Linked DNA regions of Homo sapiens: region 2 is linked to region 1. Evidence: read pairs that join two places in POLR2A ChIA-PET (ENCODE). Cell type or tissue: OCI-LY7. All regions are shown on one strand. Links, peaks and the distances in the headings refer to the core of each region. The heading gives the core; the rest is flanking DNA.

What was found. Peaks named below come from ENCODE experiments on the same cell type or tissue, not always from the same donor. Only the 100,000 strongest peaks of a DNase experiment are listed, where the experiment ranks them.
Region 2: POLR2A ChIA-PET joins it to region 1 with 14 read pairs; 8 of 35 experiments call an interaction of 5 or more read pairs at or near these places.

What each region holds. Positions count from the first base shown.
Region 1 is chrX:16,858,351-16,863,724 of GRCh38, forward strand. It overlaps RBBP7 (RB binding protein 7, chromatin remodeling factor), which reads right to left. Exons shown (of 12, transcript NM_002893.4): 3 at 4,605-4,750; 4 at 326-499. Among named protein-coding and RNA genes, the nearest start is that of RBBP7, 9.3 kb to the right of the region's middle. In OCI-LY7, for the core only: no CTCF peak of the experiment used is centred there; no DNase peak of the experiment used is centred there.
Region 2 is chrX:16,710,045-16,715,418 of GRCh38, forward strand. CTPS2 (CTP synthase 2) reads right to left here and starts at 2,625. Exons shown (of 19, transcript NM_175859.3): 1 at 2,291-2,625. RefSeq lists silencers at 2,078-2,347, 2,408-2,497. In OCI-LY7, for the core only: no CTCF peak of the experiment used is centred there; DNase peaks (open chromatin) are centred at 1,387, 2,067 and 2,627; H3K4me3 peaks cover 3,010 bases; H3K27ac peaks cover 2,919 bases.

The DNA of each region.
Region 1 (5,374 bases), core at 106-5,105:
GCTGCTAGAGACAAAACATGTCCCACGTGGCCCTGGATGGGAAGGACTCAGACGCCTGTAGCTAACCCCTCTGGACTTCCCCTGATGTGTATCTTTTTCTTCCTACTCTTGCTCTGGATTCTTTGCTGTAATAAACTTTAGCTGTTAGTATAAGCTGCTTTTAGGTAGTTCTGGCAAATCCCTGAACTTGAGGATGGTTATGGGACCCCCAAAGCAATTTTTAAACCTTTAAATATTATAAAGTATGCTACTTTGACCTTAAAAACATTACCAGTTTGAATCAAGAAAACTGCTCAAGTAATGACCTAACTCTATTATTACATACCTGGTTTAGCAGGGTGTTTTGTATAGTCAAAAACCAACACATCAGAAGATGGTGTTTTTGTAGCAATGATGTGAGGATTCTGCGGCATGTAACGAGCACGGTTTACTTCTCCTTCGTGATTGATTTTAATTTCACATTCAATTTTTCCTGTTACAGAACCAAAGCCACCAAATTCTAATGTGAGGAGAAAGAAACACACACACACACACTCAGGATTAAAATTCACAAATCACTTAGTTCAATCAACCTAACAGATTTTGACCTGGCAGAATACAACACAAACTGACAAGACAAAGACAGAAACATGCATAGAGAAAACCCAAAAATGTGGGTTCATTTGCCACATCAATTTATTCTTAAAGCCCATTTGCACTGGAAAATATTGGTAGCTGCCTTATGCAACTTAATTCAGTTCCACCTTGGATCTAAAACAACTGTCCTCTTTCAGTTATGAAGATGATATAGTTATTCACTGAAATTTCAAGTAACCATATAATAAGCAGACCAATAGCTTTTTAGTTCAAATACAACTCACTGTAAGTACTGCACTGAATTAGCATCTTATTTTAGGATTCATCAAAACAGGAAAGGTTTTAACCCTCCACAGTATGAACACCCTTTGAGTCTGAAGTCAGAAGCATCCTCAAATCAATCAGAAACCCACGCTAACCCCTACCTGTCCCTAAACACACATACATTGGCCCTGCCAGCATACTTGGTTTAACTGCTAGTGCAGTGCCAAGGTTAACCTCTCCGCCCATCTGGTGTGTGAATAAGACTATAGTATTAAATAATCATGAAAAAGGCCTTGTAAAGTAACAAAGTCATATAAAAAGTACGGTAACTTCCAAGAAGTAGCAACATGTTAGCAGAAAGAATACAAGTAGAGAACATCTAAGCAAATACAGCAAACAAGAACATTCTTTTTTGTGCTCATAGATAAAAAAACCTGAATTAGTTGCTGACGCTTAAAAAGATAGGAGGGTTCACATTACAATTGTGTTATTCTTCCTGACCTATATTGCCTTTTCTTTGCACATTCCATTTTAGCTCACCCTGTGTCTCAGGTCAGGGACAACTAACACAAATGCCTACTGGAGCCAGACAGGTAAGAAGTAAAATAGACCGGGGCCTGGAGCAACCACCAAAAGGAGCAAACCATTTCTCAGTTCCAGGCAGCTCCTTCTATGTGGAATGCTTAATGAACACTCGCTTCCATGTCTTAATATCAGTATCTAGCCGTTCCTCTCTGAAGCAAACATAGCTTACTATTTCAGTGTGGTTGAAAAAACCGTATCTCAAATCCACGATTACTCCAAAGCTCCTCTACCCACTACTCTCATGTGACCACATGCAAAAGGATCCTTTTTCCTCGTAGCACCTTCTGTTCCATGGTGTCAATGGAAGAAATGTGCCTCGGCATGCTAAGACCCCTCCTGATCCAATCGTCTCCTCCCTCCTGAGACTGCTCCAAATCTGCTCCACTTTGACCTTCAACATCCCATTCCATGGACTCCAGTGGCTCTAACCCTTCTGCTACAAAGATACTCAAGTTTCCTGATTCCTTTAGCTAAAACAACCTGAAGAGCTCTCCTTTAAAAAAAAAAGGGGGGGGGGCGGGGCTTCCAAGTAGGATTTACTTTGAACACAGAGTTTTGTTTTCTCAAACTTAAAATTTTGAAAAGTCACTGTCTTAATGATAATATCCATTAAAAAATGTAACTCAATATTGGCCGGGCGTGGTGGCTCATGCCTGTAATCCCGGCACTTTGGGAGGCCAAGGCGTGCGGATCATGAGGTCAGGAAAGCAAGACCATCCTGGCTAACAAGGTGAAACCCCGTCTCTACTAAAAATACAAAAAATCAGCTAGGTGTGGTGGCGGGCGCCTGTAGTCCCAGCTACTCGGGAAATCGCTTGAACCCAGGAGGCAGAGGTTGCAGTGAGCTGAGGTCACACCACTGCACTCCAGCCTGGGTGACAGAGCGAAACTTCGTCTCGAAAAAAAAAAGAAAAAAAAAAAGAAAAAAAAAATATATATACTGAATATTAACAAAGGTATTAACTGAATTATTTCAGCTACTTGTTAGAATACACTGGATGTGTAACTTTAATAATATATTAACATCATTATGCAGAGACTGTTAAACTGCAAGCCCGGTAAATACATACTTCAGGGCTAAAAGCCATTTAAAAATTTCTGATTACAATATATTCAGGCCGGGAGTGGTGGCTCATGCCTGTAATTCCAGCACTTTGGGAAGTTTAGGCAGGCGAATCACTTGAGGCCAGGAGTTCGAGACCTGCCTGGCCAACATGACAAAACCCAGTCTCTACTAAAAATACAAAAATTAGCCGGGCATGGTGGTGGACGCCTGTAATCCCAGCTACTCTTGAGGCTGAGGTACGAGAATCACTTGAACCCAGGAGGTGGAGGTTGCAGTGAGCCGAGATTGCACCACTGCACTCCAGCCTGGGCGACTGAGCGAGACCCTGCCTCATAACAAACAAAAACAAAACACAAAAAAACCCCAATATTTAAAGAAATAATGCATACAGTTGTCGGGGAATGAACAGTAAATTGTGGGAGTAGTAAACTGGGTAAATCACTTTGGAAAATAGTTTTCTATGAAGTTGACAATGAATACACCATACAACCTAGCAGTTTCACTACACTAGAGAATGTAGTATTTTTGAGACAGGATCTTGCTCTGTTGCTCAGGGTGGAGTGCAGTGGTGTGATCCTAGTTCACTACAGCTTCGAACTCCTGGGCTCAAGCGATCCTCAGCCTCCCAAGTAGCTAGGACTACAGGCATGCGCCACCACACATGGCTGATTTTTAATTTTATTTTTTGATAGAGACAATGTCTCACTGTGTGCCCTGAGTGGTCTTAAACTCCCAGGCTCAAGCGTTCCTCCTGCCTTGGCCTCCCGAAGTGTTGGGACTATGGGTATAGCCACTGCACCTGGCCAGTATTTTATTTTCAATAAGAAAAAAACCCTAAGGCACATATTAGAAAGTGCTAATAGCGTTAAGCCATTTGGGACTGTGAAGAAAGAGTTAATACAGCAGTCTGGGTGCTTAGCCCTGGAGTCTCTGAGGAACACTGGGACCCTATTACTGACCCTTGGCTAACTCCTGGGAACATGCACCTCAGAATGTTCTTTCTGTCACTGATGAACTGATGATTTTGTGGTGTGCACCTGGAGCAATGGACCGCGTTGTACCAGTTTGTCAGGGTTACTCTGCAGATATCAAGATTGATGACACGTACCTTCTTTTATTACTGGGTCCTCAGTTTGTATTACTGGGGTCCTCAAGTTACAGTTGCTGTGGCTGGTTGTCAGCAGGATGTGCCTATGCAACTAGTCCCCCAAGAAAGCCTCAGACCCCAAGACCCAAACAGGCTTCCCTGAGCAGAGATATTTCACACATGTCCCTGCAGTTTGCTGCCGGAAGACACATCCTGTGTGGCCTTGGACAAGACTTGTGCCAGACCTCCCTGAACTTGCCGATGTACATCTTTTTCCTGCTGCTTTTGTGTTCTTTACTGTAACAAACTTTAGCCACAAGTATAATTTGCTCTTGGGAGTCCTAGCAAAATCACCAAACTTGGGGTGGTCATGGGAATACCAAAACAGGAGAGTATATGTTTGACAAATTAAAAAAAGAAAAAAGCAGCCAACAGATTCCTGAATTAACCCTACCACTACTGCCTCTCTCCTCAAACAAAAAATACCCATTGCACACACCAACACATATTACTTTTACCAAAGTGGAATACTGTAATTACACATAGCAGTTAGTCACTTAATTTATCTTGGATACCTTCCTATACCAGTGCCTACAGATTTTTCTCATTAAAAAAAAAAATTTTTTTTTTAAATTTTTGGTAGAAATGAGGTCTGTGTTTTTCAGACTGGGCTTGAACTCCTGAGTTCAAGCAATCCTCCCACCTTGGCCTCCCAAAGTGCTGGGATTATAGGCGTGAGCCATGGCACCTGGCCTTTCTTATTAATTGCTGAGTAGTATTTCAAACATACCATGTGCTTAACCAACTTTCTATGAACCAACATCTGGGTTACAAGGTTGATCCTAATTTTTCAATTCTGCAATTACGACTAAAATCCTTGTGCACATGTGGGTGGGAAGTTCTGTAGAATAAAGTCCTAGAAGTTAAATTACTGGGCCAAAAGCTAATAGTATAGTTTTAATAGCATATGCTTTGAAAGAGACATTTTCCCTTTGACACCAATATTGGAATATATGATATACCTACCACCCTTGTCACTGTCACAATGGGAAGCATCAAACTGTGCATCATCATTGGGAATATGTACTCGAGCAACCACCAGATGATTCTGCTCATCAGACGTATGAGTCCCCAGCACTAGCCAATGAAGGGCATAATCTTTTCCTTCAGGTCTGTTTAAGAAAGAAAATAAGTCACACTAATCCTACAAGAAATCTCCAATTGCTAACAAATTCAGTCTAGTTCCCTCAAAATACATTCATATTTCTTTAGCAAATATATACTTAGCATCAACTGTGTATCTTCTCCCCCTCTGGTTACCAACTTTACAATCCCCACATATGCAAATATAAGAAAATATTCTAGCTACAACATGCAGAGGGCTTGCTTCTTTCCCAAAGAGCCATCCTCCTGTGCCTCAATTATCAGCGTGAACACTACCTTTTATAGAGCAGCACTCCGGGGAAGGTAGGCCCAACTCAGTAAACACAGACAAACATCTACACAGGAATCCACCAACAATCCCCACACTCATAAATCACAACTTCCCACCTAAAGAAATCTTCTTCCCACCTAAAAATATCTTATACACTAGATGTTTCTTATTTCCCAATAAGAAATTCTACAAGGTAGTATGGACAGAAAGTGTTGAATCAAAAAAACTTAGCTTAAATCCTGGATCAAACTAAAATGCAGTTGCTTAAAACACAACCTCCCTGGGGCCTCAGTTTCTTCACTGAATAAAATAGGCTATAAGTGCAAATGGCATGATGTGAAACTCACTGACGTTTATGATA
Region 2 (5,374 bases), core at 265-5,264, 150 kb before region 1:
CCCCAAGGCAAGTCATAGAAACTAGAACCCTTTTCCCCCCAAAGCCAGCCATAAAGCCAAAAAATATGACTCTAACCTTCCTCTCAACCACCTTTCTATACAACAGCTGGCCATAAAGAAATTAAGACCCTCATTCCAAAGAGGTCCTACCCCATACTGGGGAGGAAGAAACGCTACAACAGAGAGGCCAAGAAGAATGTGGACAGGCTTTGCTGGGTTTCCCCACTCAGTCTATTTCCATTAGCTCATCTGTCCCTGCTTCATGGACTCCAAGCATAAAATCAGATCATTTCCCTTGCATCTTTAAGGGGTTTTCATTTCTGAAGGCTCCCATGTCACATAAACCTATGATTCAATAAATTATTATGCTTCTCTCTTGTTAATCTGTCTCTTGTTTAAGGCTGTCAGCCGTGACCCTTATGATATCAGCTCTTTCCTCCCCTACATAAGCAATTGCTCATTTTCTGTTTTTTCAAAAACACAAGATACCTTTTTAAAGCACCTTGGATATTTTAGAGACCTTTTGTAAAAATGCAACTTAATACCAAGGGGACACCTAATTCTTCCTACTTTGTTGTTGTTGTTGTTGTTTTGAGTTGGAGTCGCGCTCTGTCACCAGGCTGGAGTGCAATGACACGATCTGGGCTCACTGCAACCTCCGCCTCCCGGGTTCAAGCAATTCTCCTGCCTCAGCCTCCCAAGTAGCTGGGACTACAGGTGCATGCCACCATTCCCAGCTAATTTTTGTATCTTTAGTAGAGACAGGGTTTCACCATGTTGTCCAGGATGGTCTTGATCTCTTGACCTCGTGATCCGCCCACCTCGGCCTCCCAAAGTGCTGGGATTACAGGCATGAGCCACCATGCCCGGCCCTCTACTTCTTTTAAGCACACAAGTAAGTTTAACAAAGTTTCAAAGGTTCAGGGAAAGGCTGGCCCTGTTTTAGATCACTTCCTCCATTGAGGATTGTTTCTGGTGTCAAGACAAGTTTTTCATTTACTCTTACATGCAGTGAGCAGAACCAAGTGTTTATAGGATAGCACAGTGTAGAGCTGTGCTGTCTCCACTACCTAATAAAAAATATTACACAGCCAGGTACGTAATTTTAAGTTTCTAGTAGCCATATTAAAAAAGTAAAAAGAATCAAATGAAGTTCATGTTAATATATGTTATTTAACCCAATGTAGCCAAAAATGTTATCACTTTTAACGCACAATGTAAGAATGTATTAGTGAGATATTTGACATCTTTTTTGTGTACTAAGCTTTCAGAAATCAGGTGCCTGTACTCAGAGCACATCTCAGTACGGATTTTGCCACATTTCCAGTATTCAATAACCACATGTGACCAGTGGCTCCCACATTAGACCAGGCAGGCCTAGAGCAAATAAAAGCACCGGAAGCACCCAGAGACACCTTCTCAGTGATGGCCATTTAAAAAGTAATGTTAGACACAAAAGAGTACTTACCTGATGATCTTGTTCTATGAAGTTCTAGAACAGTCAAAGCTAAGCTATGATAACAATCAGAACCGGGGTTGAGTGCGGGGCCTGGGGTGGATTGACAGAAAGGAGGTACCAGGGAACTTTGCAGGGTGAAGGAAATGGTCAATGTTCACTTTGGGATAATGGTTACAGGAGTGTATAATTTGTCAAATCCCGTCGATTTGCACACTGAAAATGGGACATTTTGTTGTATATAAACCATACATACAATTCTTTTTTATGTTGCCCCCAAAAAAGCTATTCTGTAGCAGCAGCGTAGTTCGGCACTATGCGCCCTAACCATCTAGTACGGGGAAAACGCGGGGGTCGTTGTTTAAGGGGTGCACTGGGACCGGGGAGAGGACAGAAAGGCCATGTTACCGGCGCTGATCACCAGCCTCGCAGACCCCCGCTCGGGGCTTCACTTCCGCCAACGCCATCTCAGGGCTCTCCTGGCTCCCGAGGGCCGGGAGAAGTGGGGATCCGGGTGCGGGCGCTGGCGCGGGCGGAGGCGGGAAGAAGCGCGTCCCGGGGACGCGCGGGACAGGCTCCAACCGCACTGGGCACGGGCCAGCGTTCCCCAGTCCCCGCGCCACACCCGGCAGCCGAGGTCTGCGAGCGCGGGGCTGGCGGCCGGACCCGACTCAGCGCTGGGCAGGGAGCCGGCGCCATCAGAGAGCGGACAAAGGAGCCCGGCCCCACAAGTGCACCGGGGCTGGGGGTGCAGGGCGGAGAGGCCCTGGGGACGAGGGATGGCCCGGGCGCCGAGGCCCTGGGGGTCTGGGACAGGCCCAGAAGGGAAGTTACCTGCGCGGTGGTGGTAGCACCGGGGAGGGTGGCCGGTGGGCACGGCGGGCTCCACCCCGCGGCTGGCCTGGCGCTCACCTGTCGGGCTGGGGAAGGGGTCGCTGCCGGGGCTGTCCAAAGCCGCCCCCGGGATCTTCCCACCGCCCACACGGGCCTCGGGGTGCGCGGCGCCCTCCTCGCCCACCTTCCCCTCTCCTCCCTGCTGCTGGCCCAGCTCACTCACGCTGGTGAGCTTGGGGTTTGCACCCGGGTTTGTGCAATGGTCCAAAACAAGCGCCTAAAAAGTGATTCCTCCAGCACAGGCAGCTCCCGTCACCCTCCGCTCTGGACGCACTGGGCCCCAGGCCTCGCCCAGCCCGGGGACCGCTCCTCCCTCCCGTGGCTCACTTTGCAAAGGCACTTCGAGTGCGCGGGTGAACTCCACGCTTCCCGGGGAACCCCGGCTTCCTGGCAAGCCGAGACCCTCGCTCGGGTCCTCCCGTGCAGATCTCACCCTTGTAAAGAACTTCACTGGTCACAAACGCTTGTGGATCCCCTACTACGCCCCAGGAACTGCAGGAGCGCTCAGGAGAGAAGGAAAAGGAAAGAGAATGCCTGCCTTTGAGGAGCTAGCTCACAGTCTGGTGGGAGGTCCACCCGTCTGTTGGAACCAGTAAGGTTCCCTAGAACAATACTTCTGCAGCAAAGAGTTGCGGGGGTGCAGTGAGGGGAGGAAGGCAATTAAGGCTTCCAAGAGTGACTTTTTTTTTTTTTTTTTTTTTGAGACGGAGTTTCGTTCGCCCTTTTTGCCCAGGCTGGAGTGCAATGGCGCGATCTGGGCTCACTGCAACCTCCGCCTCCCGGGTTCAAGCGATTGTCCCTGCCTCAGCCCCCGGAGTAGCTGGGATTACAGGCGGATGCCAAAAAGCTCGGCTAATTTTGCATTTTTAACAGAAACGGGGTTACATCACGTTGGCCAGGCTGGTCTCGAACTCCCGACCTCAGCTGATCCTCCTGCCTTGCCTCCCAAAATGCTGGGATTACAGGCTTGAGCCACTGCACCCCGCCCAAATACTCTAAAAAGTCACTCTTCGGGTGACTCACGCCTGTAATCCCAGCACTTTGGGAGGCCAAGGCAGGCGGATCACCTGAGGTCGGGAGTTCGAGACCAGCCTGGCCAACGTGGTGTAACCCTGTCTCTACTAAAAATGCAAAATTAGCCAGGTGTGGTGGCACCTGCCTGTAATCCCACCTACTCCGAAGGCTGAGGCAGAGAGAATCGCTTGAACCTGGGAGGCAGAGGTTGCAGTGAGCCGAGATCAGGCCACTGCACTCCAGCCTGGGTGACAGAGGAGACTTTGTCTCAAAAAAAAAAAAAAAAAAGAGTATTGGAGGATGATTGGTGCTGGGAACGGATACAGGAGGTTTTTCGGGTGAAGGCAAGAAGCCAACCACTGAAGGAAGCTAACATGGACAACAGAAGGGTCTGAAGTGAGATGGAAGGTTTTAGGAAAGTGGTGGAAATTTCGCATAACCAGTGTGAGATGCTAGAGCGACAAGTTAGACAAGAGTCACTGAAGACCTAGTGGAGTTTAGAAACCATCATCGTGTAGTGGTGTCCAGCTATAATCTGCTATAATCTGGCAAGGTATCTACAGAAATATAGCTCTTAGTTATGAAACCCAAGTTTCCTGCTTGCATAGAATAGAAGGACAAGAGGGTGAGGAGGTGGAGGGCACAGAAAGACTGCGATTGCAGTGATGGGCCAGAGCTCTAGTCCTAGAGGACAGGAACTGTTAATAAAACCAGCGGGGAGCTGATGGACTGGGAGACAGATGAGAGAAGGGCTCCAAGGCCAGGGCCTCTGAGGAGAGGACTGGCAAACTGGCAGCAGAGAGTGTGGTGCTGGAGTTCAGGCCTTCAAATGGATATTCCAGGAAATGAGACAGTTTGGGGTGTGGCAGCTACAATGGAATAGAAAAGTGAGATGGGCATCACTGGCCTTGGGTTTAGTGCCCACAAGGCTGGTATGTTGGACATCGAGGGTCCCAAAAGGATGGCAGGAGGTGGAGGAGTCAATCGAGGTCAAGGAACTTTAGAGAATTGGGGTTGCGGGGTGGGTAGTGAGCCTGAAACTAATAGATGACTGTGACAAGGAAAGGGAGAAGGTTGCAGAACAAATGTCAGTGCCTTTCAAGACACAATGGAGGCCTGGCGCCATGGCACACCCCTGTAATCCCAGCACTTTGAGAGGCTGAGGCAGGCAGATAGTTTGAGTCCAGGAGTTGGTGACTTACCTGGACAACATGGCAAAATCCTGTCTCTACAAAAAATACAAAAATTATCACGTGTGCTGGCATGCATCCCAGGGGAGGCTGAAGCAGGAAGGTCGCCTGAGCCCAGGAGGTCAAGGCTGCAATGAGCTATGACCGTGCCACTGCACTCCAGCCTGGACGACAGACTGAGACCTTGTCTCAAAAAAAAAATCAATTAATTAATTTAAAAAAATAAACACGACCAGGCATGGTGGCTCACCCCTGTAATCCCAGCACTTTGGGAGGCCGAGGTGGGTGGATCACGAGATCAGGAGATCGAGACCATCCTGGTTAACACGGTGAAACCCCGTCTCTGCTAAAAATACAAAAAATTAGCCGGCCGCGGTGGCGGGTGCCTGTAGTCCCAGCTACTCAGGAGGCTGAAGCAGGAGAATCTCTTGAACCCGGGAGGTGGAGGTTGCAGTGAGCCCAGATCGCGCCATTGCACTCCAGCCTGGGCGACAAGAGCGAAACTCCATCTCAAAAAATAAAATAAAATAAACACAATGGAGTTTCTCCCCACCAAGGATGAAAGAACAGTGTTGTGGAGGAAGCAGTAAGGAACTTGGAACAATGATGTCAATTTCTGGGAAAATAAGCAGACGCTTCACTCAGCAGGGTAGCCTTGGGGGAGATCCAGGTCTCCATGGGTGTTGGGGGGTCCAGGGGAGGGACAAGGAACCACCTTGTCAAAAGGCTAGAGGCATAAACAAGTCTTCCAGAGGGCTCAGGGGAAAGAATGTTTGTGAAATGGGTTGGTATGGGTGCTAATACTTAATACCTGCCGCAT